2 separate regions of the Homo sapiens genome follow, and region 2 is linked to region 1. Evidence: chromatin loops called from intact Hi-C (ENCODE). Cell type or tissue: K562. All regions are shown on one strand. Each heading gives the region's core, and the rest is flanking DNA. Links, peaks and the distances in the headings are about the cores only. Region 1 overlaps GALNTL6 (polypeptide N-acetylgalactosaminyltransferase like 6). Region 2 overlaps GALNTL6 (polypeptide N-acetylgalactosaminyltransferase like 6).

What was found. Peaks named below come from ENCODE experiments on the same cell type or tissue, not always from the same donor. Only the 100,000 strongest peaks of a DNase experiment are listed, where the experiment ranks them.
Region 2: a loop joins it to region 1, with 3 times the contacts of the local background. A loop is called at or near these places in 4 of 110 quality-filtered maps.

Annotation. Positions count from the first base shown.
Region 1 is chr4:172,200,976-172,203,794 of GRCh38, reverse strand. All of the region lies in intron 2 of GALNTL6 (polypeptide N-acetylgalactosaminyltransferase like 6), which reads right to left. Among named protein-coding and RNA genes, the nearest start is that of GALNTL6, 390 kb to the right of the region's middle. In K562, for the core only: a CTCF peak has its summit at 1,121 (motif pointing right); a DNase peak (open chromatin) is centred at 1,124.
Region 2 is chr4:172,828,890-172,831,708 of GRCh38, reverse strand. The region is part of intron 7 of GALNTL6 (polypeptide N-acetylgalactosaminyltransferase like 6); the gene reads right to left. Among named protein-coding and RNA genes, the nearest start is that of GALNTL6-AS1, 100 kb to the right of the region's middle. In K562, for the core only: a CTCF peak has its summit at 1,248 (motif pointing right); no DNase peak of the experiment used is centred there.

The DNA of each region.
Region 1 (2,819 bases), core at 137-2,636:
AGCCTGGGCAACAAGAGCAAAACTCCACCTCGAAAAAAATAAATTATAAAAAAAAATCTGTCAAGATGCCAAACAACAAACAATCAGTTTCATAGAGAAGGAAAATATCATGAATTTTAGAGTAGATGGGTCTGGAGGTCAAATGAAGCCACATATTAGCAATAAAGTCTTGGGAAAATGATGTAATATATTTGAACCTGATTCCTGCCTTGCCTCCCAGGTTAAAAATGGAGGAAGAGTTGGAAGGATTGAATGACATACTATAGAAAAATTCCTTAGAAATGGGTACATCTTTTATGAGATTGATACCCTATAACAAAGGTCTGTAATATTTAATTTTAATTTTTCAAATACTTTTTAAAATACCGCCATCGTTTCTGAGATCTTCATACTGAAAACCTTAAAGACACCTTCAGTTTTTAAGTTTCCGCTGCCAAATTTGACAAGTATTTTTACCTCTTTCTTGACAAAGCTTACATATTCTTCCCTTTCTTTGCATTTTCTCAACAATTACTGAAATACCAGTGCTCATACCTTATAAATTATTGCAAACAATTCCTAATTTATCTTCTCCCATAACAACATAACCAATATAGCTATATGGTCACATTTTTATGTCCTCATTCTATCATGCTAAAAAATGTTTTACCCTTACAGTGCTGTTTAGTCTGAACTTCAAATCTCAACACAAACACTGCCTATTTTTATTTAGCCAAATGTACACATTTTAATATTGACCAACTCCATTGTCAAAGTATACACAGGACTTTTAGTTCCTAAACTCTATTATTTGTAAACTATACTATCTGTAATCAAATTCAACTTAAACATATTGTTTTCCTCTCAATTTTTTTCAATTGTTTTCCTCTCAAGCCTAATTTTGATTTTGCTATCAAAACTCAATTAAAATGTTTTTCAATTAGCCTTATTTAAATAACTTTCATGTAGAAATCATCCATTTTGTGAAAATGTGTTTACAATATATAACTCTATTATATATTGTATAGTAGGTGTGTGGTTGCTGATGTTTCATAATAATTCATTACATCAAGAAAATGGGTTGAATGGGCCAAATAATCCCCTTTGGGTTTCCTACTGGCACTGAGTATTTGCAATTCAAGGACACTGCCACTAGATGGTAATCACAGACCACACTGATTTCACAAGTACATTACCTAGATACTTATTTTGGGGATAATGCCCCACATGAAGCTATTTTTTAATCTTTCTACCCAATATAATTATCTATATATCCATCTCATCTACCTATATGTAAGTATGTATGTCAATATTTGTGTTTCTATATACACACATATTTGATCGTATATGAAATAATTATTTCAACACTAATATTACACTATCCAAAAACTTAAGGAATAATAAACATATTGAGATATTCCTATTTTTCATTCTTTTATTTATTTATTTACTTACCCAATACAAAATTTAATTTTAAAGACATTACTGCTCATCACACTAGTTTCAGCTTTTTCTATTAGAAAGCATCATTTGCCTTAATCTCAGGTTACAGTTTCAAATTACTGTGCTCATCATACCTAGAGACTCAGCAAAGTCCATGCAATTACAAAGAAACTGGCAAATTTTAAACCACCAGTCTCGTTACAATTATGCTTTGAGGAACTGTGAGTATAGGAAGCACAACCTCTTTAAGTAAGTAAGCAAGATATCTACATTTACATGAGATGATATTTTTCACTAATGCCTCACTCTTTTCCCTCATGGTTTGAACTAAATTAAGGTGTTCTTCCATATGATGGTTAACGTGCTTTTGAATTCTGGAAAGGGTGGCAAGGCATCAAGAAGCAGAGCTAGTCTCATCACTTCTGCAACTATTTCCCCGCCCATTTCTTGGTGTCATTTCTAGCCTAGGTTGAATTGGCATCAAGTGAGAACCTACCATACCCCTCTGTTTCTGCAGGAGAGTGCTGGCTGACAGAATGCCAGTTGGACATTGTGGCTGATTATCATTGCCTTTTGATAATTACCAGCACAATTAAGGCACTTAATGTCATAGTTTTCTTTTGCTGTAATTGCCATTTTATGTGCACTATTTTATTGCCTCAACTAGTTTGCAAATTCCACAACAAATATTCTATCTTTCAGCTCCTATAGCAACTAGGGAAGTACTACAAAAATATTTTAACAAATCTTAAAATTAAACAGTTTATCTGTGTTTCGTTTAATAACAACAATACCAATAGAGACCTTTACGAGTGCCAACCAACTATTCTTATTAAAAACAAAAACAAAAAACAAAAAAAAAAAACTAGTCCCGGTGCCGTGGCTCATGCCTGTAATCCCAGCACTTTGGAAGGCTGAGGTGGGCAGATCATGAGGTCAGGAGATCAAGACCATCCTGGCCAACATGATGAAACCCCATCTCTACTAAAATACAAAAAATTAGCCAGGCGTGGTGGCGTGCACCTGTAGTCCCAGCAACTTGGGAGGCCGAGGCAGGGGAATTGCTTGAATCCCAGAGGCGGAGGTTGCAGTGAGCCAAGATCGTGCCACTGAACTCCAGCCTGGGGACAGAGCAAGACCCCGTCTCAAAACAACAAAACAAAACAAACAATAACAAACAAACCAAAAAAAAAAACAACTCCCAACTAAAGCATTAGGGAACAATTCTGTCCACTTAATTTCATAAAACTTGTTTTGGTTCCAGTTGTTTCAGTGTTTAACAAAGAGTTTTTTCCTTATGTATCGTTTTTAAGGGAAATAATGTATTGAGATAAAGTGAGCACTTTTCAGCTTCTCTTTCATAGAGCATACTATTTACTAACAATAATAAAGCTTGC
Region 2 (2,819 bases), core at 48-2,547, 630 kb before region 1:
GGCTTTGACATATGAATTTTGCAGGGATACAAACACTTAGGTCATAGCAAGGCCCTTCAGACCCAGCCAGACCCCACATCCAGTTCCGGTTCCTGTCAGTTGCCAAACCTGTGATTTTTCCCCTTGGTGCTTTCACGGTTTCCTTACCCTGGAAGTCATCTTTCTTTCCCCATCTCCACCACCTTTCTTTATTTGTGCTGATCTTTCAAGGTGTAGTCCAAATCTCACCTCGCTGAGGCTTTTCTTGACGCCCCTCTCCAATTTTTTTCTGACCTAGTCCCTTTGGGCAGATCAATTTGGAGCAGTTTGCAGAGCATCTGCAGTACACTCGGTGAATCCTGGTGTGTTGCGGGTGTTTATGCATCTCCACTCAGAGAGCAGAGACAAGGCTTTCCTCATCTATTACTGTGCTTGGGTTCTAGGCCACTCTGCATTAGCTGCAGCTTCCAAGACTGAACAGCCAGCACCCATATATTTGCGTGGTAAATAAATAAGCCCGTGTCTTTTGACTCTGAATCTTTTTTTTTTTTTTTTTTTTTTTTTTTTTTTTTGAGAGGGAGTCTCATTCTGTCACCCAGGCTGGAGTGCAGTGGTGCGATCTCCGCTCACTGCAACCTCCGCCTCCTGGGTTCAAGCTTTCTCTTGCCTCAGCCTCCTCAGTAGCTGAGATTACAAGCATGTGCCACCATGCCCTGTTAATTTTTGTATTTTCATAGAGACAGGGTTTCACCATGTCGGTCAGGCTGGTCTCAAGCTCATGACCTCAAGTGATCTACCTGCCTCAGCCTCTCAAAGTGTTGGGATTACAGGCGTGCGCTACTGCTCCCGCCTGATTGTGAATCTTGTTTTCTGTTCATATCTACTTTAGGCCCCAGACATTTATCTCCACATACCTTTTTAACCTACCCTTGAGAATCTCTGAGATCTCTTTCTCTGGTCCCCACATCTTACACAATGGAGAGTGACAGTGCACTCCCTTCATGGGAGTTCAGTTAGAGGAGAGACCAGAAAGATTTTCTCAATCAATCTACTCACCTATAAATAATGCCACGGTGTGGCTGCTTGATGACCTTACAGTTAGGGTTTATTTCATACCTCTCAACTAGGGACACGTTGGGCATCCGGCCTGGATGTTATTCCTCTTGATTCCCTGTGTACATTACCTTTAATTTAGGAGTTAAAGCCTCCTTTGCAAAAACAAAGATTTTGACCTTTTGTCCGTTTTCTTTTAAAAACAATTCACTTTTTTACCAGAAGGTGGCAGTGGCAGTATAACACAAACAAAAGTTTGAGTAAACTGTCGTTTTTAATATTTTAGGCTCACTTCAGCATCACAAGCAATAGCAGTCCCATTCTGGCCTAGATTTCTACAATAATTCTGAATTTAAAAATAGAATCTTTCTAAAGATTTGCTCTATTGGTCATCTTTTTACTATCAGCCATTCGCATATATTTTTTCAAACTGTAAAGTTTGGCCCTGATTATATATAAGAATTCCTTTATCTCTGCCATGTCAAAAGTATAAAACAAAAGAGCATCTTTAGGAAAAATTCTCTTTATCTATTTTACTATGTGCATTCATCTTAATGAATTTTTAGTTGTTACTTTAAATTCACTATATTATGTTAGCTAAGATAAAATTATTTGGGCTATGGTGTGACCTCAGATGAGAAAAATAGGCTTTCGGTGGAATTTATTTGAATACACATTCTAGATATATGTATACTTATGGGGATATTGTCTTTCAAAGAGTTATTTCAATCTTCCAGAATTATAATTTATTTTTTAGACTCAGCATTCTTTGTGGAATTAGATTTCCTTTGATTTCGTTTCTCAGACTTTTAAAATTATCCATATCTTCTAGGGAATTTCTCAAATAAAACTGGAAGAAAGTATTCATCAGACCAAGATGAATTTTATGTCTCAGGAGCCAAGAAGTAGTTTGCAGGATGTGCCTAGTTAAACTTTTAGATACCAAGAAGCAAAGGTTGGAAGTACATCAGGAAGTTAGAAATCTATTACTTAAAGGCTATGTCTACTGCATTTTGTTTTCAGAAAAGACAGTGAGTTGCAAAATGTTCAATTATGGTGAATAAATACTTGCAATTTAGGTTATTCCAATTCACTTGTGTCTAAATACGCATTTGAAGTTCTTTGGTGTATTTTCTCCTTCTAGAGGCAAGAGGAATCTTCCTACTACAGATCCCATGCCCTGCATCCCCATTTACTTTCTAGTAAATATTTTACCTTCTTCTTTCATTGTGCTGCTCAAACATGGATATCAGATTCCAGAACCTGAAGCAATGAGGTGCCAAAGGATGGGTAGAAAGAAAGATATAGCCCAGAGTATCCCTACCAATACTGACTCCAAACTCTTTCCTTCATCCAACAAATAGTAGGTACCATGAGGAGTCACTGTGTGAAGTTCCAGCCAGGAACAGGCAGACACGCTCTCTGCTGACATCCTTGTGGATCTGAACCCTGCCTCTCTTCCTCTCCTGTCTGTGTTTTGCGCTCCGAAGAGTGCATGTAGGTGGATGGCGAATATCTTGCATGCCTTTGTCCTGTGTTGTAACTCTTCTTTCTCAGGTTGCATCTCATACACATACAGAAGGGAGAGGATGTGAAGGCACGGGAGTACACCAGAGCGATGCTTCCACAAGCCAAGGAATGCATGCAGCTTGGAGAAGCTAAGAGAGGCTTGGAACAGATCCTTCCCCAGTGTTTCAGAGGGAGCATGCATAGCTCCGCCGACACCTTGACTTAGGACTTCTTGCCCTCCAGGACTGTGAGACAAGTTTCACTTACTTCAAGCCTCT